Linked DNA regions of Mus musculus: region 2 is linked to region 1. The links are chromatin loops, found by intact Hi-C in ENCODE. Cell type or tissue: heart. All regions are shown on one strand. Each heading gives the region's core, and the rest is flanking DNA. Links, peaks and the distances in the headings are about the cores only.

Evidence for each region. Hi-C counts contacts between places; a loop is a spot of excess contacts. Peaks named below come from ENCODE experiments on the same cell type or tissue, not always from the same donor. Only the 100,000 strongest peaks of a DNase experiment are listed, where the experiment ranks them.
Region 2: it touches region 1 in a loop (8-fold over the local background); 6 of 42 quality-filtered maps call a loop at or near these places.

Annotation. Positions count from the first base shown.
Region 1 is chr11:82,865,607-82,876,105 of GRCm38, forward strand. Rffl (ring finger and FYVE like domain containing protein) reads right to left here and starts at 5,604. Exons shown (of 7, transcript NM_001007465.3): 1 at 5,402-5,604. It overlaps Rad51d (RAD51 paralog D), which reads right to left. Exons shown (of 10, transcript NM_011235.4): 10 at 7,457-10,499. In heart, for the core only: a CTCF peak has its summit at 5,764; DNase peaks (open chromatin) are centred at 4,795 and 5,655; H3K4me3 peaks cover 1,634 bases; H3K27ac peaks cover 1,647 bases.
Region 2 is chr11:82,776,001-82,786,499 of GRCm38, forward strand. Lig3 (ligase III, DNA, ATP-dependent) reads left to right here and starts at 5,109. Exons shown (of 20, transcript NM_010716.3): 1 at 5,109-5,276; 2 at 7,346-7,899; 3 at 9,315-9,458. The coding sequence starts at 7,350. It overlaps Gm11423 (predicted gene 11423), which reads right to left and starts at 5,042. Exons shown (of 3, transcript NR_126067.1): 1 at 4,856-5,042; 2 at 4,135-4,298; 3 at 3,601-3,935. In heart, for the core only: a CTCF peak has its summit at 5,066; DNase peaks (open chromatin) are centred at 5,131 and 5,411; H3K4me3 peaks cover 2,854 bases; H3K27ac peaks cover 2,295 bases.

The DNA.
Region 1 (10,499 bases), core at 3,078-8,077:
ACTATACATATTTATGACATAAGAATATACAATATGTACAAAATCAAAAATGATGTTATCACCTTTACATCAAGTGCTACGGGACTTTAAAAACTTGGATTCACTCCTCTTTTCTTTCTTTCTTTTTTTTTTTTTTTTTTTTTTTTTTTTTATCGAGACAGGGTTTCTCTGTGTAGCCCTGGCTGTCCTGGAACTCACTCTGTAAACCAGGCTGGCCTCGAACTCACTCTGTAAACCAGGCTGGCCTCGAACTCAGAAGTCAGCCTGCCTCTGCCTCCTAAGTGCTGGGATTAAAGGTGTGCACCACCACTGCCTGGCTCCTCTGTTTTCTTAACATTTTAAAAGCTGAAACGGAATCCAATGAATTCTCAGGGAATGGCTGCCTTCTGGGACCTTCCTCCAATAAACAAGCTACAGGCTGAAAGCTCGGCTGCTGAACGTAACATGATGTTCCTTCAAGGACACAGGAGACTTCAGGATCTCCCAGTGAGTGCCACTGGGTCTACACGCACCTCTACGAACCAGTCACGGGCATTGGCAAAAAAAAAAAAAAAAAAAGGGGGGGGGCATTTAAATGAGCTGCCTCAACGTACAAAGAACATATTTTCTCCTTTAATCTCATATGCATATCTCCCATTTTTTAATCCACAAAACCAAATGTTTTCATTTTGTAGATGATGATGATGAAGAAGAAGAAGAAGAAGAAGAAGAAGAAGAAGAAGAAGAAGAAGAAGAAGAAGACGACGACGACGACTCAGCTGAGTGGTAGTGGCGCACACCTTTAATCCCAGAGCTGGGGAGGCAGAGGCAAGTAGATTTCTGAATTCAAGGCTGGTCTGGTCTACAAAGTGAGTTCCAGGACAGTCAGGGCTACAGAGAAACCCTGTCTCAAAACCAATGAATGAACAAAAGAAAACAGGAAAGGAAAGGGAAGGAAAGGAAGCTCCGAGAGGTTCAGTAATTTGCCTAAACTCATGCAGCCAGGAAGTGAAAAGCTGGGTTTCAAAACTAGGTTCGTCTATTTCTTAAATCCAAGTTTATCTCCCTAACATACCGAGGACCTAATTCTGTTTTAACTTCGATCCTCCCAGACTTGAGCAACTTCTCTTTTCACGAACTCAGCAAAGAACCCATGACTAAAGCTTTTTGACGATTGATTAAGCACCTATTAATTTCAGGAAGGGCTTCGTTTGTGAGAAACTTAAACAGTTAGCACTTTGGCTTTATTTTAAAATCGTACACAGAAAATCCCAGGCATCTCTCCTATCCCACACTGATCATAACTACATCCACTACCTATTCAAACCTCCAGTCGTTTCTCCATTATCATTCATTTGCCCACTCAGGGGATAAAGAAAGCTACTTTCACCAAAAACCCTCCCTCATGACTCCCAGTAGATAATACAGCAGGGGGGGCCTTGCTGTGAAGCAACGAACATCAAAGCTGTAAAAGCCTTTTGTTTATCTGTCACAGCTAGGAGATGGGCTATTCTAGCAAACCAAACACCCCGGGAAACACCACAGCGATGTTATCAGAGAGACTGCCGATTTATAAAGAAGTCAGTGTATCCCCTTCCAGTTTTAAACATTTTAAGAAAAGCTGGGCTGTGGTGGAGCATGGGTTTAATCCCAACACTCAGGAGGCAGAGGCAGGTGGATCTCTGTGTTCAAGGCTAGCATGTCAGTCTACAGAGTGAGTTCCAGGACAGCCTGGACTACACAGGAAAACCCTGACTCAAAACACCAAAAAAAAAAAAAAAAAAAAAAAAAAAAAAAAAGTAGAGACATGAACTCCAGTTTTCAAAGTTCCATACTGATGACACACTTTTATTGTACATATTTTATACTTAACAAATACATATATTCATGTCAACGCAATACAACAGTGATTACCAAGTCAGGCTGCACTGCACACCTCAGAAGCAACCGGGAAGGCTTCTGGAAATCAGATGGTTTCCAATGTAGGTCATCACCGAATGAATCAAAATCTCCAGGAGGTGGGGCCCTAAGGTCAGCAGTTTTCTCAAGAATACCTGGGTTACAAACAGAACCTGGCAAGAAGTGGCTGGCTTGTGGAAACTCCTTACAAAAAACCAGGGTGAGAGCTACACCCTGAATATAGTGTGACCTCCCTTAGATGACACGGGAGACTTCAGGATCTCCCAATGTCCATGGGTCAACATTCGTCACTACCGACTAGTCACCATACTGGGAAAAAAAAACCAGAAAGTAAAGAAAAATTTACCACAGATTTCCTAATGCCAGAATGCTGGAAAAAACCAGCTTTTGTTTTACTATCATATTCAAAGAGCTGGGTTTCTCCCTGAAGAAATGGAGATCTGATGCTTGCTTTGTAAAAGGGAAATGTTTTAAAAACACGCAGAACTCTTAACGAACTGCTTAGCTCTGCTTCAGTTGTAACCAGGCTCCAAAATGTGGCCTAATCAGCCTGAATACGGAAAGCAAAGTAGAAACACTTCCTGACCATCGAGAGAGAGAGAGAGAGAGAAGATAATGGGTTTAGACTAAGACCAGCTTAACAGAATTAGATGTGACCACTGTCCAGTGCACAGCAACTGTTAAGTCCTGGGGACAGGGCGGACTACAGGCTACACAAGAGGCCAATTACCTATGTGAGATGGCATTTATGAGACCTGAGAGCTCAACTGGTTTTAGGATTTTAAAATTCCATGGCTAACATAAAGTCACAGAAAGAGACAGCAACCAGAACATTCCCCTACTGAAGAATGGGAATGCCAGTCTGCATATGGAAAGAGCGCCCTTTCAATTGCCAACATCACAGATGTCGGTAATTCAAATTAACCAAGTGCTAAAATAAAAACAAAAAAGAGAAAGCTGTTCTCAGAAAGCTTAAGTTCTTTCTTTCTTTCTTTCTTTCTTTCTTTCTTTCTTTCTTTCTTTCTTTCTTTTTTTAGTTTTTTTTTCTCTGTAGCCCTCGCTGTCCTGGGCTACGGTTGTAGTATGGGCAAAACCCTCAGTTCCACCCCCTCCCACCACCAGCTCCCTACACAGTGCTAAGAACCAGTAGCCTCCACCAAGTACTCAATTCCAACGCAAGCAAAGCAGCCCCTCCCTTGAGACTTCACTAGGAGCAATCTAAACGGTCTAGTCTCATCAAACTGAATGATACTCCAACTCTAAACTCTAGAGACAGACTGTGAGGTGCAGCAGTTAATCTTTCTCTCCTCTCCAAACATAAATATATTACCAGCACAAGTTTGGCGATAAAAGTCCCTAACACCCCATTAAAATAACAGCAGTATTAAAGATTCTATGATAGGAATAAAACCCAGTGTACCTAGCTCCCTCCCCAGCATTCCTTAGGTTTATGTAGATGATGTCAGAAAGTAGCAGGTGTGGCTCACACAGTCCAAAGTGGCTGCATTAAACTTCACAAGTCTCCTGTAATTGGAAAGGAAACCATCTTTTTGTTAATGTTGCTATTTGTTAAACATGTCAATGAAAATCCCTTTACCAGGCATTTCTATTACATGTTACTAAGTACTTAGGTCAATGGGCTTGGTGGATAGAAAGTTTGAAAACACTTAAGCCCTGGGCCTGGTGGCGCAGACCTTTTATCCCAGCACTTGGGAGGCAGAGGCAGGTGGATTTCTGAGTTCGAGGCCAGCCTGGTCTACAAAGTGAGTTCCAGGACAGCCAGGGCTACAGAGAAACACTGTCTCGAAAAAAACCTAAAAAGAAGAAAGAAAGAAAGAAAGAAAGAAAGAAAGAAAGAAAGAAAGAACTTAAGCTTTCTGAGAACAGCTTTCTCTTTTTTTGTTTTTATTTTAGCACTTGGTTAAATTGGTCAATTTGATGGATTTACAACCCTGGATCCCAGTGTAAAGAGTCAGGATCACAGCTAATCAATATAAGAACTTTTTTGTTTTTTGGTTGGATTTTCCAAGACAGGGTTTCTCTATAGCCCTGGCTGTCCTGGAACTCACTCTGTAGACCAGGCTGGCCTCAAAATCAGAAATCCGCCTGCCTCTGCCTCCCAAGTGCTGGGATTAAAGACGTGCGCCACCACTGCCCGGCCTAAGAAGTTTTAATGTACTGGGCTCTGTGATTAAACATTAAGGTGAGTGTGTATCCTCTGTTACATGGACATCTTTGAACACCATCAAGTTATTAATTAGCCCTGACACATCAATCTGCTACTGTCCTCCAATAAACCACAACTTTTTAACTGTACTCTGGAGTCCAGAATTAGCAAATATGAAATTTTACAAACAGTTGCTAACATTAGAAAGAATGGGGGGGGGGGGGAGAGGAGGGAAGGATAAGGAAGCTGCCACAAAGGAAATATACGGCCAGTTTTGGTCTTAGAACTCTACAAACTGCCCAGGACATAGTCCCCTTCCATTCCTAGAAAAATGCCACAGTATTCGAACAGCCTTGCCCACATTTCAGTATACTGAACTGTCAAGGCAAGAACCACCATGCAGCTCTCAAAAGTGGCGACAGGAAGTCTCTCGGTTCTCCAAGCCACCAGCCAAAACATACATAAGGAGGTTACTATTTTCTTGGAAGGCCACACGCATCCTGGGGTGTTTGTTCATGCGTCACTCTAGCCTTTAACCAGGGCACAGAGTGTGAGTTGTGGGTAAAACCCCATTTCCGAGCTAAGAATAATCTTCCCCGTGGTGGACTGAGAGGAATGTGGAAATCTTCCTCGATTACACAACAGCACCCCCCCACCCCCATGACAGCTTTAAAAAAAAAAAGAAAAAAGGAAGAAGTACGCTGCTGTTGTTTTTTTCTACCGGTCTTAAATCGGAGCTCAAACAGACGCCAGGAAAGGCTGTGGACTCCCCTGATCTACCCAGACTTCCCCATGCCCGGTCAAATGTCTCCTGGGCAGCCAGCTGGAGAGGGGCCCTACTTCCCTCTGAGTCTCGGCCAGGACCACACAGTGGCGACCTAACACACGTCGGGGACAGAGGTCGACTCCCAAGAGGCAGACAGCAGACTCTGGCAGGGAGGAGGGAGGAGGGGAGAGCAGCATCCCAAACTTCCCATCTAACCTCCAAACTCCGAATCTCCAGGGTCCTCCTGGTAGAGAGCCAGTGCCGCCAAAGCTCTGCCTCTGTAGACGGTTTTCTGTCCTACAGAAATGCATCCTTCCCCAGGACCTACCGGGTTCTTACGACACTTGGGTACAAGTTGAGGACACACGTCCCGGGTTACGGCGCACACAGACGAAATGCTTTGCGGCACTTTCATGGGACAGGTGTGGGGTGACCTGGCGGTGGGGAGTTCCTGGAAAGGGCTGCCCCACTCCCGGAGCGCAGCTGGATCCTCACACCCCCCGGAGCACAGCCTGAAGCACCGGATCCTCCAGCCCAACCCGCCACAGCCACAGCCACCGCCTCCTCACCTGCCGCGGACGCTGCCGGGCCACACCTGGGACGGCAGAGGCCAGATCCCGACCGCGGCCACTCAGGCAGCGGGGCTGCGGGGTCTGCGGCCGCCGCAACTCCACGCCTGAGGGGCGCCCGGGTGCCCGAACCACATCCTCACGGGCGGCCCCAGGAAGTCCACCCCCACTAACCCAGTCCCCCGCGGCTCGGCGTGGGCCCCGCCCGTCCAGCGTGCGGCCCCGCCCTCCCGGCTTGCGGCCCCGCCCTCCACCCCACCCCCGCGGGAGCGCACGCCCCCGCCACCATAGAGAGGAATCGGGCGCGCGGCGGTCTAGAGTGCAAGCCTCCGCGAGCGCCCTCTGTCGGAGCCCGGCTAGGTGTGGAGTCCCCAGTCTAGGCCGAGCCAACCAATCCCTTATGTGGTGATCTTGAGCAAGTCCCTTAAGATCACTAACTAGCTTTATAGTAAAGTTTGAATATTGAACCCTTGATTTCATGTTTCATCGTACCCGACAGATTTCCAGAACCCCAGACTCATCTAATTTATTAAGTTTCTTGGCGATATTAAAAGCCAATTCAGTGGGGCATCATAACCTGTCTTTTCCTCCTTGGATAAGCTACTTTCATGTTAGGAAGGTGGGGACACAGCTGAGAAAGGTTGCAGTACAATAAAAACGACTGCTAAGAAACCACCCAGCCATCGTTCATCACCCGTGCACCTTTTGGCAGGCACTTAACCTTTCCAATATCTTCCCCATCCCAGAAAGGCCGGTTGGGCCCGCACATTAAATGAGATAATGCACAAAGGCCTTAGTAAAGCATAAAACACCAGGGTAGCATAGGGGATCATTAGCCAGTGATCTAAGAAGATGCCTAGTCACGGAAGTCATATAAATGCTAATTCTTCTGGCTGGTGTCTAGTGACATCATTTTCTTATGCTTCAGGTTCCCATCAAAGACCTCTCAGAGTTTTCCTGAGCAATTTGTATTTTGATTTATTCAATATTTTGGTGCTTGGGATTTTTGTACATACTAGACAAGTGCTCTACCACAGTGCTACCCCTTGTATTTTAAAATAAAGACTATCAGAAGGGAACCAGAGCTAAAATATGTGCATCCGTACCAGACTCACTTTATAAGCCCTTTGCTATTTCCAGTTCTCAGAACACCCCAGCACGCTCTGTACTGTTATATGCTTGTTATCAACAAGGATCTACATTTTAAGTAATTTTCGAGCTTCCACACAGAGAAAAGCAGAACTCAGATGCAAAACTCTTTCTTTCTCCAACCTGGAGTGTACAGGGAGCCCCGCCTTCTAAGGACCCCTGGCACCTGAGTTGGATGTTCGCCCCTTGCCCCTTTCTCCTGCCTGCTTATTTCTGCAGCTTCGCTTTGCTGCAGTTCCCTATGAGCTCCGCTTCTCTCCGGACTTTTTCCTCCACAAAGGTGTATATCATTTTCTCCCTTCCCTTTCTGGTTTCCGTTCCTTTGACGCACCAACATTGTCCATCCTCTGATATTTCTGAAATGGGTCTGAGCGCCGTGCTGGAGACACAGGTTCTTCACCACACTGTCCATCTCTGGATATGAATGATAGCCACAGACATGTAATAGGTCCAAAACAGAAGTGAAAGGAGATCCAGACCTGCGATTTTTGTTGTTGTTGTTGTTAACTCACAACCAGAGTGCCCAGTTCTGAAAAGGAAGTGCACTTACCCCCCACCCCACCCCACCCCACCCCCAGTCGGACGATAATCAGGGCCTGAATTCATGGTATCCAACAGAAATCCTTTTTTCAGGGCCCTCTGGTCCATATTGTGGCTAAATCATCCGACTGCTGCTAAATAATGAGCAGCTTACTGGAGCGAGGCCTCGGACCCACACCCCTCCTTTCTCCACCTTAGGCGTTATCACCATCACAATTTTTCATCTTTATCGTGCCCTTCCGCAGAGGCATTCAATAATGTACCCATTGTGCGAGTAATCTGAAATCCTTTTCGGCGAGCAATAGTATTTAGTAGTAATAAAACACTAATTTGTCTACCAAGTGACATATTTATAGGAGCTGTTTCCTTTGACATATTTTTATTATTTCTACTCATTTGCTAAGTACTTTCCAATACATATTTATAAAGCACACGCCTTTCCCCAAACAGCACTGAAAAAATAAATCACATTATTTCTTTTATTAGTAGCAGCAAGGCTTCTAAGTCCTAGTGCCCTGATTTCTGTTACTTCTGGCAGGCGCCAGAAGAACTAATAGTGATGGAGCACCTACTATGTGCTAGTCTCTCTGTGAAAGGCACTTTGCATAAATCACCTACTTAACTCCCCTGAGATACACATTTTACCAATAAGGAAAATGTAACTCTGTATAACATAGATTTTTACCAGTAAAACAAACACATTATCTTGTCCAAGGGGACTCTGGCAGGAAGAGTGCAGCAAGGTACTAAACCTGGGTCTTTCCTTGATTCCAAAGTCCTAAATCACCAACCATGGGCCACTCTAACATCTCAGGATATGACTCTCCATAAAAATCAGCCAGACATCACGGCACACACACACACACACACACACACACACACACACACACACACACACACACACACACACACGTCAATATGTCAAGCTGTTGACAGCTGGTGAGGGCACACACCTTTAATCTCAGTACTTGGGAGTCAAGAATCCTACTCTTTTACAGAGAGATAGATGATAGGTAGATAGATAGATAAATAGAGGCATTAATGGTGAATGTTGTCTGTCTGTATGTGCGGAGCTGGTGTACTAGATATTAAAACCAGGACCTTAGACATGCTAGACAGTGCTTTACTACCTGACTGATACTATACCTTGCTCTTATTCAAAATAAGGGACTGGAAGGATGGCTCAGCTATTAAGTGCATTTGTTGATCTTGCAGAGTATCTGGGTTTAGTTTGCAGCTACTATATAGTGGCTCCCAAATACCTGTAAGTCTAGTTCCAGGAGATCCAATACTTTCCTCTGGCCTCCATAAGCACCAGGTACACACAGGGTGCACATATCTACATGCAGACAAAACATTCATATACATAAAATAAATAAATCTTTTGAAAGATAAAATGAATAAAACAAGCAATGGAGGAAACGAAGCCAGTTGAGTTGACACAGACCTATAATCCAGCAGTCTGGAGGCTGAAGCAGGAGAACTGAAGGTTCAAGATCTCACCAGGTCAGACACCTTTTCTCCAAAAAGTAAAAATAAAAAAATCATATGTGTGTATGTCTTGGTCTCTGTTCTATTGCTGGGAAGAGACACTATGATCAAGGTGACTCTTAGAAGATATTTAATTGGGGCTGGCTTAATGTTTCAGAGGTTTCATGCATTATCATCATGGTGGGGAGCATGGCGGCACACAGGCAGACATGGTGCTAGAGAAATAGGTGAGAGTTCTACATCTGGATCCACAGGCAGTAGGAAGAGAGAGAAACTGGACCTGGCTTGGGCTTTTGAGACTTCAAAGCCTAACCCCAGTGACACACTCCTTCCAACAGTACCACACCTCCTAATCCTTCTCAAGAAGTGCCACTCCCTAATGACTAAACATTCACATAGATAAGCCTATGGGGCCTTTCTTATTCAGACCACCACAATGTGGTGTACAATGCATACACACATACATGTAGTATAAAAATATACATATTCATTTTATTATTTTTCTTTTTTTTTCCTTTTTTTTTTGTTTTTTTTTTTTTGTTTGTTTGTTTTGTTTTTTTAAAGACAGGGTTTCTCTGTGTGGCCCTGGCTGTCCTGGTCACTTTATAGACCAGGCTGGCCTCGAACTCAGAAATCCACCTGCCTCTGCCTCCCAAGTGCTGGGATTAAAGGCGTGCACCACCACCACCCAGCTACATATTCATTTTATAATTTCAGCTGTACATACACACACATCACCAACACAAAGAACTGGACAGCTGAAACTCTACCCAGACACCTCCCAGCCAGAATACAGTGAAAGCCTAGCAGGCTCTGCTTACATCTCTATGCCTTATCTCCTGGTTGTCAGGCATGCGCAGAGCCTGCTGTTTCTCATTCAGCTTTCCTCCCCTCTAACCCTTCAGCTCTCTTACACACACACACACACACACACACACACACACACACACACACACACACGCTATCTGCCTTCTCTCGAGTATTTGTCATTCTCTCTTCCCTGGGGGAAAGGAAACTAGGGAGAGGTGATAAAGCAGATCTGTGATCGAGCTTTTTATGGTGAGCTCAGCTGAAAAGGGGTTGAGATACGCAGCCTCTGCTGTTTGGGGCAAAATATGAAAGAGAATTTTGTTAAAATATTTACATATTTTCAGCTGAAAGCAGCAAGAGGTTGAGAAAAGAAAGTCTGGCATCAAACGGATTCAAGTTTAGACTCCCATGCTGTCGCTTAACAGAAACATGTCCTAAAACCTCAACAAGCTCCATTTAGTCTGTAAAATGAAGAGATTCTCAGCGCCACTCAGCTTGTCCTAGGCCCTCAGTGAGACCTGTGCTAAGGCACTGAGCACACACACAAGCCCACCCACTGTCTAATTCCTCCACACAGTCTATCCCACAGCAGGTGCCTCAAATAAATAAATAAATAAATAAATAAATAAATAAATAAATAAATAAATAATAAGTAAATAAAAGCTTAGCCAGAGCCCCAACTCCATGACTGTTTCTTGGTTGGTCTAAAACTACCACTGAGGCACTGTGGTAGTTTGAATAGGTTTTTGCCCCCCCCCCCCCATAGTGTTTGAATGCTTGGCCCACAAGGAGTGACACTCTTAGGAGGTGTGGCCTTGTTGAAGGAAGTGCGTCACTGTTGGGGTGGGCTTTGAGGGTCTATGCTCAAGCTCCACCCAGTGTGGTCAAGACCCTCCTTCCGGCTGCCCTAGGATCAGAACCGCTCCTCTAGCCCCGTGTCAACCTGCACGCTATCATTCTTCCCACCTCTGCAACTGTAAGCCAGCCTCAATTAAATGTTATCCTTTATAAAAGTTGCCTTGGTCATGGTGTCTCTTCACAGCAACACAAACTGCAACTAGAACAGGCCCCATTTCCTTTTCCACTACTGAATGGGACATACCACTTG
Region 2 (10,499 bases), core at 3,005-8,004, 90 kb before region 1:
GACAGAGGGGCAGAGATATGAAGACACTCAAGGCTCATTGACCAGCCAGTCTAAAAGAAGCAATGAGCTGGGAAACTGTCATAAAAATTAGGGTAAACCTTTCACTCCCAATATTTCTGCCCTCTACCTACACCATACAAAGTGGTGGCAGAGGAGAGGAGAGGAACAGATTAACCAAAAAAATTAAGGATACATGAAAAATCCCTGAAGACCCATCAACTCTGTAAGCCAATTTAAAAACATAATTAAAAAAAAATAGATGCTGGGTTTGGTGGTACATATCTTTACTTCCAGGACTTTTGAGGTGAAGGCAGGAAGATCTCTGAGAGTTCAAGGCCAGCCTAGTCTATATAGCAAGTTCTGGGACTATATGCTAAGATCTTGTCTCAAAAACAAACAAACAAAAAAAATTTAACCCAGATAGCCTACATGGTGAATATTATTCTAGGAGACATGTTAATCTATTAAGATCTCAGAACCTAGTGAGGGGCACCTTCCTGAGTTATTATTGGTTGGGAAGGTTCCAGAAGTTCCTGAAACAACACAGGCTATTACTGTTCTTGGTCTCCCAGCAGAACTAGATGGTAGGCCCTAATGCTAACGATAAAACGGTCTTGGGTTGTAAGACAGAGGATCCAAGCTGGAAATGGCCTCCAAGATTACTTTCTCCTTGATGACTGCCTTTCATGTACTGAAGGGTGCTGTGTAGGATGCCGAGTCAGAAAAGACATCAATGGTATCCCTGCAGCCAACCAGATGATTACAGTACTGACCTTCCAGGCAATGCGTGCCCACTGGCACAATCGTGGCATGAAGGTTATGGGGGCAACCAACTACTTTTGGATTGGATTTGAGATGGGCTTACAGGAAGGAATTCAGTAGCATTAAACTGGCCAAAGTACAAGGCTCAGAAGGTCAGTTTGTCCAGAAGAACCTACCAACTGTTGCTAAATAACATGTTGTCCAGCTACCTTCTAAATATTAATGCTTATCCCCATAGATAGTGCTGTCCTTAAATTTGGGCAGAGTAGTTCTCTCTGTGGTGGTCAGAGTGCTGAGAATAAGTGTCTATTGAGTGTTCAGCCCTAAATAGGGTGTTTGTATCAATCACCCGCACGCCTCCCACAGAGGCAATGGAAGGGAACAGCCGGAGGAGGATGAGGAGTGCTGTGAAATGCTGTTCTTTGCCACGGCCTGACCACTGCCCAGGAAGTCACTGGTGCTACGGTGAACCGAGCAAGGTTAGGTCAACGAGATCAGTCAGCACTCCGATAGGCAGCACTAATGTGTTATTAACAAAATCAGCGAGGCCATAAAGGCAGGCAGGGATGTGTTGGGGGTTCCTAGGAGGATGGAAGGGAGAGATGGGGGTGTATATGATCAAGATGCATGGCTTACATGTATGAAATTGTCAAAGAAAATTTTAAATCCTTTTATTTTTTTTTTAAAGTAGAAAATTAGCCAGGCGTGGTGGCGCACGCCTTTAGTCCCAGCACTTGGGAGGCAGAGGCAGGTGGATTTCTGAGTTCGAGGCCAGCCTGGTCTACAGAGTGAGTTCCAGGACAGCCAGGGCTACACAGAGAAACCCTGTCTCGAAAAAAAAAAAAAAAAAAAGTAGAAAATCACTGGGCATGATGGTGCATGTCTTCAACCCCAGTACTTGGGAGGCGGTACTTCAGAGAGGAGTTCTCTGAGTTTGAGGCCAGCCAGGGCTACACAGAGAAACTGTCTCAAAACAATAACTAAAAAACCCACCAACAAAAAGGTAGAAAAATCACTTACGAGGACTCTGGCCTCTATGTATATATTCACGGGGGAGCATACACACACACATAAATATACACATACATCTACTCACAAAATAATAAAGGAAGAAAACCTATGAAAATGTCAGTTCTTCCCAACTTCATCTCAAATTAGTGCACTCTCAAGCAAAAATCCCAGCAGGTCATTTTGTGGCTATCAGATTTAGATGACTCCAGTGTTTACATAAAAAAGCAAGAGACCCGCTAGAGCCAACATAACCACTAATGGAAAATAACATAGCTACACTAGCTGATGCCAAGGCTCACTCTAAAGCCATATTAACCAACACGGTGGTATTAATAAAAGAACAAGTATATCACTGACAGAAATATGGAGCCCAGAAGTAGATCTTCACACAGTCAAATATCTCTAAAAGAAGCAAAAACCAAAAGACAGACACTGTATGTATTTTGTCCTGTATGTGAAACCTAGATTTAAAATTCTGTATGTACTCTCGTAGATGTGTTTGTAGGTCAAGAACCTAGAAACAGGATTAGGAGGGGAGGAAGAGAGCTCAATGGTACTGGGCATTAATGGTGATGGAACACCCACACCAGGAAGGCAGAGCCTGCACCAGGAAGGCAGAGACAGACACTAACAGGCAGGAGCAATCCAGCTGGAGATGGAGTAGGCACACAAAGAGCAGTGTCGCTGGCAACAGAGGAGAACAGGGTAATCTACACCATGATAAACCCATTATTATATATATCAACTTGAAATTAAATATTGAAACAAGATCTTTCAATGAAGCCCTCCTTGGCCTGGAACTGGACATAAAAACCAGACTGTCCTCTAACTCAGAGATCTGCTTGCTTCTACTTCTCAGTGGAAGACATGAACCTCCATGCTTAAAAAGGTTAATTTTTAACAGGAGCAAATACAAAAAAAGGGACACAAGCAATCCTTTAAAAATTGGTCTTGAAGTAGGGTGTGGTGGTGCACGCCTTTAATCCCAGCACTTGGGAGGCAGAGGCAGGCAGATTTCTGAGTTCGAGGCCAGCCTGGTCTACAAAGTGAGTTCCAGGACAGCCAAGGCTACACAGAGAAACCCTGTCTCAAAAAAACAAAACAAAAACAAAACAAAAGAATTGGTCTTGAATAACCCAGAATCCACGTGCAAAGAGAGAAAGGGGCAGGTAGGACATGGATAACCGACCTTACATTCTTTACAAAAAGCAATTCAGTGGATCACAGAGCTAAATATAAAGTGCAAAACTTCCCCATTTTACTAGGGAAACTGAAGCCCAGACATGAAACTAGATGAAGGTTTACACAGCTCAGGCTAGAACAAAATTCAGTCTGACTGTGCTGTTCCAAAGCCCTATTTTCTTCACCAAACTTGACCTCTCCTTGATGGATCAGTTCTCACTTTTATTAAGAAATACAAGCTTGGCATGGGGGTATACAGCTCAATTCCCACTGTTATAGACTGGGGGGGGGGGGGGCTGCTGCATTGGAGATAAGCCTACAGCTACACAGTGAGATTGTCCTTCCCTAAAATAAAAAGAAAAAAAGAAAAGAAATATCACTGCATCTAGATTCACGCTAAATGAAAGTTCAGTGCTCTTACCGTCAAAAAAAGAAAAAGAAAGAAAAGGAAAGGAAAGGAAAGGAAAGGAAAGGAAAGGAAAGATATGCAATTGGCAGCTTTGGTACCTAGCGCTGTTTCACAGCAGGGGCACCTAAGTCAGAGATGATTATGAATACCATGTAGTTCTCATCAAGCAAAGCAAATACTTAGGGCCTGAGTCTTTTTGTACACTTCCGTCATTAACAAAGACATAATGAACTTCCTTTTAAGGGGTTCAACACTCTTTTATTAACCATTCATTTCATTAGCTCTCGAATTTCATTCATTTAGAAGTAGATGCAGGCAACATGGCAGCGTCAGATGCCTTTCATCCCAGCACATGGGAGGCACAGGTAGGTGGATTTCTGAGTTTGAGGCCAGCCTGGTCTACAAAGTTTGAGTTCCGGGACAGCCAGGGCTACACAGAGAAACCCGGTCTAAGAAGAGAAAGCCTTTGCAGATACCCACTGCTCCTCACCACAGGCTTTCTGTCTGTGGAGTGCTGAGCTGGAGCCATAACAATGGGAGTTAAGCACGCAGCCCCATCGTTTCTGATGCCCTAGTTCAAAGACAGTAAAACCAAACAGGTGAGTGACAGTAAATATTCTTTAACCGAACACATAAAAAATTGGCCAGCAAATAACTGGAATATATGCACTATTACTATTAATGAGGTATTTTACTCTCTTTGGGGAAGTGTTGGGTACTTGTCAGTGTACAGTGTTCATTTACAGCATCTCTCACTTCAGACTGCTTACATTTCCAGGGCTCAGCAACCGAATATATTGCTTGTGATGAAAGGGTTGGTCAGCACAGGGAAAGTCCATTGGGTTAAGATCAACTCCAGTCAAAATGTTCACGCTTCCTCAACTGGAGCCCTTGAGCCTAAGGCCTTCCGAACTCCAAACCCAGGTTTATCCTGCTGCAAGTTAAGAGAAAACAAAGAGCCTTCACCTCATTTCAAACACCAGGATCTAGCTGGCCTCAGTACAGCAGACACTCAACCTTGAACTCCAGAGAGCCTCCCTCGGCTCATTCTCCAGTTCTGTTAAAGACCTCGTCTATCAGCCCTTCATTTCTATGAACAAATAACTGAGCACCTCACACAGATTCAAGCATACACCTTCCTCTCCATCTCAAGGCCACTTTGATATGGACAACAGCCTTTTAGTGAGTCGGCTTGTCTTAGTCTCTCCCCTGACCAGCTTCAACTATAGTGACCCCTCACAGCGTTCTTTCCCTATGGAAAAAAAGCTAAACTCTTCCTCAGAAATAGAACTTAGTTCCACGATCTGCACTTTATTTACCTAACAAAGCCCAACTGTTTGCCCTTCCCAGACTGAACAAGGCCTGAATACTTTTATTTTTTGAAAAATTAGCCATCTTGAACTCACAGAGCCTATTTGAGGTTTAGAAGCACTAGTTCGCTAAATGACATAAACGGGGCCACAGTCCCTGTTCTTCACATTTTCTAATTACCTTTTTAATTAAAGTAGTGCCTTTTAATTCAGCAAAACTCCTGCGGTGCGGAAGACACAGGTGGAACGACTCGAGCTTCCCATCCCTAGGATCACTGCAATGATTTTTCAACACTACCTTCAATATCTAACAATCTGAGAAACTCTAGGAAGTTCAGGGACGCTGCGCCCCAAGCCGCCACTCCAACCCAACACTCAGTTCAAGATTTCCGGGTAGGAATAGAACAGCGACCCACGTGGCGACCGGAGGGGGCGGGGTCCGAGGGCGCAAGTCGGTTACTGCGCCTGCGCCCTGCCTCCGGCTGGAGTACCCGTATTTAAAGAGACAGGCGGTCTATTCATCGTGCGGGACCCGTGGCCTTGTGGGCGCCTGGTCCGGTGGCTCGTGCGGAGCGTCAGAGCCAGGGCAGCCGAGAAGGCAGGTGAGGGGCGGCGCGGCGCGGAGCGGCGGGCCGCGGTGCGCCGTGTGGGGAGGGCCGGGGCCGAACGCGGCGTGGCTGGAGTGGCCGTGGCTCCTCCCCCGCCCGCCGCTCAGCCTGGGGGCACACCCTCCGTGACGTGGCGCCCCCACGGGAGCCCACGGGAGGCCCGCGGCCCCCGGGACCCTGGGCAGCCACCGGGAAGGGCAGGATGCCAGAGTGGGCATTCTCAGGGGGTCGGGGCCGGGCCGCCGCCGGTCCCTCTCCGCCGCCTTGTTGCGCGGCCGCGGCTCGCCCGCACAGCCTGTGGGCAGAACGGCGTGCTGCTTGCTCTTCGGGCTCCCGGCCTCCTCGCGCCGGTCTCCCCGGGTAGTTATTTGTCGTATCCCGGGATGGGCGATACGACACCCTACCCACCCTACTCTGCGGAAAGTTGAACTCCTACTCGCCCTGAGCTCCTCCTCAGCCCTTGCCGGCCTTCACTCGCCTCTCAGATTCTTAACGGTTAGGGCTTGTGTGACCCCCTGAGTCTGCCAGTTACGGACCTCCCCTCCCCCAAGTCGAACATTGTCAAATACACAAGTTTGGTATACAAACTTCAGAACTCCACGTCCGGCTTGCCCTCGTACTCCTTGTAGTTTTCCTAACCACCCCATGAAGTAGTTCTAATCTTTGGGGGGTTTGTTTTCTTGCTTGTTTTCCTTTTGAGACGGTCTTGACGACGTACCCTGGCTAGACAGAAATTTACTAAGTAAACCAGACTTTCTAGCTTCGAACGCACAGCAATCCTTCTGTCTTTGCCTTCTGATATGATTACAGACGAGAACCACCATAACTAGCTCTTAGTCCTGTTGTAATTGTTGTTGTTTTTTTGTTGTTTTTTAAGATAAAACTGGGGCCGGGTGTGGTAGCACACGCCTTTAATCCCTGCACTCAGAACACTAGCTTGCTCTTCCTAGTGACTTCCAGGACAGCCAGAGCTACATAGAAAAATCTATCTAAAAACAAACAAACAAAAAAACCGAAAAATAAATAATAGAAAATAAACTGAAGTCATGCTTGGTGGTTCATACCTATAATTCTAGGGCTGGAGGTGGGAGGATCGGATCGGCCAACTAAGGTGTCTGGCTAGGGTCCACCTTGTTGGAGAAAACCAAGTCGCCTGATATCTGCCCCCACCTCCCCACCCCGCTGTAGATGGGTAGGCTTGGTCTCCAACCCTTTCTTTAGTAGTACACCTGCTGTGCTCCGCTCTACCTCAGCCTTCTTGCTGCTCTGACACAATATCAATTAAAGTTCTCAGCAGAGTGGGGACTAAAAATAGTTTCCAGTAAATTGAAAATTAAAACTGTAAAGCCACTTAAATAATTACAGATATAAGAAGGGATAGGAATAATCATTTTCCACTTGAATTGGTTCATCACTTGCTTAGATTCTTACAGTCCAGTTATTTCAACCTCCCCTGATTCAGGTCGCCGAATTAAGCAAGGGAATTGCGTATTCTGTTTCTAAGGAACAACTTAGAAACAGCTACTCTTTGAATGAGGTACTACTGTGAGCTGCATTTTACAGATGAAATAGGAGCAGAGAGGGAAAGTAACTGAACAGAGCTCACACAGCAGCTAAATGGCTAAGTAAGGCTCTGAACTTGGGCAGTCCATCTGATTATAGACTCTGATTAGTTTTTTTCTCAAAGGGGCCCTCTTCTGAAATCCTAAAACTGTTATAGTGGCTTCATTGTTTTCTGAAAGTGTCTCATGTGTTATATTTCACAGGGAAACTTCATAAACATAATGTAATTTTTCTTGATTTTTAAGACAAAGCTTCAGTATCTTGGTACTATTTAAAGGTCACCATCCACTATGAGTACCTTTACAATCAGTCTCTACAGTGTTGGTGTTGCACACCCCTTTGGAAACTGGTTTTTCCTGTATCAGAACTCTGGGTGGTAAATATTTAATGCATTGGGAAGTGTTTGGTTAACCACGTGCTCTGTATGAGATTCTAGCCATTGAGAAATTGGAAGCCTGGATTCTTCATGTCTGTCTGTCTGTTTCTACCCTTTTATGCAGCTATATGACTTTGGCTTTCAAGATCCTCTTCCCGAGAAACCTTTGTGCCCTTGGCAGAAAAGAACTGTGCCTGTTCCCAGAACAGAATCGCTGGGCTGCCATAAGTCAGTTCAGCCAGTGGTCGGAAACAAATCTCCTCGGTGGGTGCTGCCTTCTCCAGAGAAGAAAGCCTGTCCTAGCTCTCCAGAGAGGTCATCTAAGACCACGTGCCACCCACCTTACTTTCTGGCCAGGGTCGCATGTGGGACTCTGTACTGGCCCCTGTGCGATGGCAGAGCAGCGGTTCTGTGTGGACTATGCCAAGCGGGGCACAGCTGGATGCAAGAAATGCAAGGAGAAGATTGTAAAGGGCGTGTGCCGCATTGGCAAAGTGGTGCCCAACCCCTTCTCAGAGTCTGGGGGTGATATGAAAGAGTGGTACCACATTAAGTGCATGTTTGAGAAACTGGAACGGGCTCGGGCCACCACAAAGAAAATTGAAGACCTCACAGAGCTGGAAGGCTGGGAAGAGCTGGAAGATAACGAAAAGGAACAGATAAGCCAGCATATTGCAGGTGAGGGGAGAGCCTGCTCTCTCAGCTTGCTGGTGCTGAGAGGACCGGGTGCCAGGAGACTGAGGTCTCAGAGATTTCTTTCTCTGTGCATCCTTCTTGGACATAATTTCAAATTCACAGAATAGTTAAAAGAATAGGAACAGTCAGGCTCTCTACACAGATTTCCTTCTTGATAACAAGTCAGTTTGCTTTATCATCTCTGTTTATGTGCTCATTCCCTCTTCCATACCAGGCTTGGTTTTTATTGAGCCATTCAGAGAAAGTTGTATCACCAGGCCCTGGAGGTACCTAGTGTGTATCTTAAAAAATAGGATCTCTTCTTCCGAGATCATAGTTTACCTGTCAGCCTCAGTAAACTTATCTGTCTACTGTCAGTTGACTGAAGACTATAATTGAGCAGTACATTTTCCTCCATTGCAGGGCTCAGGTGTAGGATCGGACTGGGCATTACATTTCATTGTCATATCTCTTTGGCCTCCTTAACTCTGCAGTGTTTCCTGGGGGTTTGTTTTGTTTTGTTGTTTTATGTTTGGTTTTGGTTTTTTTGAGATGTGTCCTTGCTATGCCATATAGCTTGGGTTGGCCTCAAACTTGGAGCACTCTTCCTGTCTTGTCTTCTCAGGACTAAGATTACAGGCTTGTGTTACAAAGCCTGGTACTCATGGTCTTTCTTTTAGATAGTGATATGTTTAAAGAATACACGCAACCACCAACCTTTTAGGACTCTCAGACTCTAAAGTAATAGAGCTAAAGGCTGTGGCTCTAAAGACATGCCTCAGTTATTCTTGGCCTTCATCCTGACTTGCATTTCACTAGGAAGGAAGTGTAGTGAGCACCCAGATTTCCCTACCTGTGCCAGACAGACATGCTCTGCTTTCTCTATTTTACTTTGTTGTTTCTATATTTTGAGGCTACTCTACAGAGCTAGCTCCAAGTTTTATCTATCAAAATGTGATCACTGGGGCTGGAGGGATGGCTCAGCAGTTAAGAGCAAAGGTGGCTTTTCTAGAGGACCTGGGTTCAATTTCCAGTACCTCCATGGCAGCTTACAACCATCTGCAACTCTCATCCCAAGGGATCCAACACCCTTTTCTGGCCTGCCTGGGTACCAGGCACACACATATACCCGACATATATGCAGGCAAAACAACTATGCACATAAAATAAAAATCTTAATAAAAAGCCATTATTAGTTTCTCCCCAGATCTATACTAATTCTTATATACTGGATAAAAGGTAGGCAATTTCCTCTTCTCTGACCTTTTAACTTCTCCTTCTACTCAAAAAGACTGGGCAGCCTGGGGTCATAATACAATAGAAACTTACCAAATAAGGATTTGAAAACTGTTGATAAAATCTCAGAAGCTTTCTTGGCAGTCTTTGAAGGGTGCTTTTGTTCTTTGTGGGTCCTGTAGACCTGTCTTCTAAGGCAGCTGCCACACCTAAGAAGAAAGCTGCTGTCCAGGCTAAGCTGACAACCACTGGCCAGGTGACATCTCCAGTGAAAGGTGCTTCGTTTATTACCAGTACCAATCCTCGGAAGTTCTCTGGCTTTTCAGGTAAGACGTGTTACAGCGACTTCCCCTGTTAAGGCCCCCTGTTTGGTGTCTTAAGTCTCTGGCTCAGTGAAAACACTGCTTTACCAAGTGTCCATACCTGGCTTCTCTCTGGGCAGTCTGGCCATGGTTTAACTCTGTGCTCCACTTGGACAATATTTCTTTGTGTACTTTAATCTCTGATATATCAGGAACATGTTGGTTTATCAAGAGTTCTTCCACTTAAAGTTATTACCTGGGTCAAAAAGATTTTTTTCTAACCTGCTCCTCTTATATTTTTAAATGACAGAATTCTGGGAAATTGTTTGCTCAAACTTGCCGGAACTGAGGAGAGAGGCCATGCATAAAACGTTTTCCTTTGATTTCTCTTGATTTTCTGTGCCCATGAGTTCCTAAAGTGGAGCTGTATGAGCTTAGAACCAGAGGGAACTCTGAATGGAGGGTATAGAGTTTTGTAATGGGCTCTGAATTCAGATTCCATCTCCTATCTCTTGCTTAAGGCTTGGTAAGATAAACAGTAATTTGTTATCATGCACATATATAAGTAAGTTGTTTCTGTTGCATAACAATAACTGCTTGTGGACATGGGATCAGTCCATGCTAGAAGGTGTGGTGCATATAGGCCTTGAAAGGGTTGTTTATTGGATGTAGGTAAGAGGAAGCATTGGCCTAGGGGCTTTGTTCTTCACTTAACCTGAGGAGGTGCTTTTCTGTTACTCGCAGGCTCGTTCTGTGAAAGGACTGAAGTTTAGGCTGACAGGGGAGCTAGTGTTACTTTGATGTCTGTTTGTCCCAGTCGTGTGTTATTTACCCTTTATGGTTTGAGATAAACAATTCTTATGGCTGGTTCAATTGAAGAAAATAATAACAAGATGAAACCTTTGGACTTGAACAGGCTGGAGATTTAAAGAAGCCTAGATGTGGAGTCAGGAGAATTGAGGTTTGCTCCATGCTTGACAGCTTGGTGCTTTGAGCAAGTCTTCACTTATTTGAGTGTCTACGGCTTTGTCGGTGAATTAAGACATCAGTCCTGTCAGAGGACTA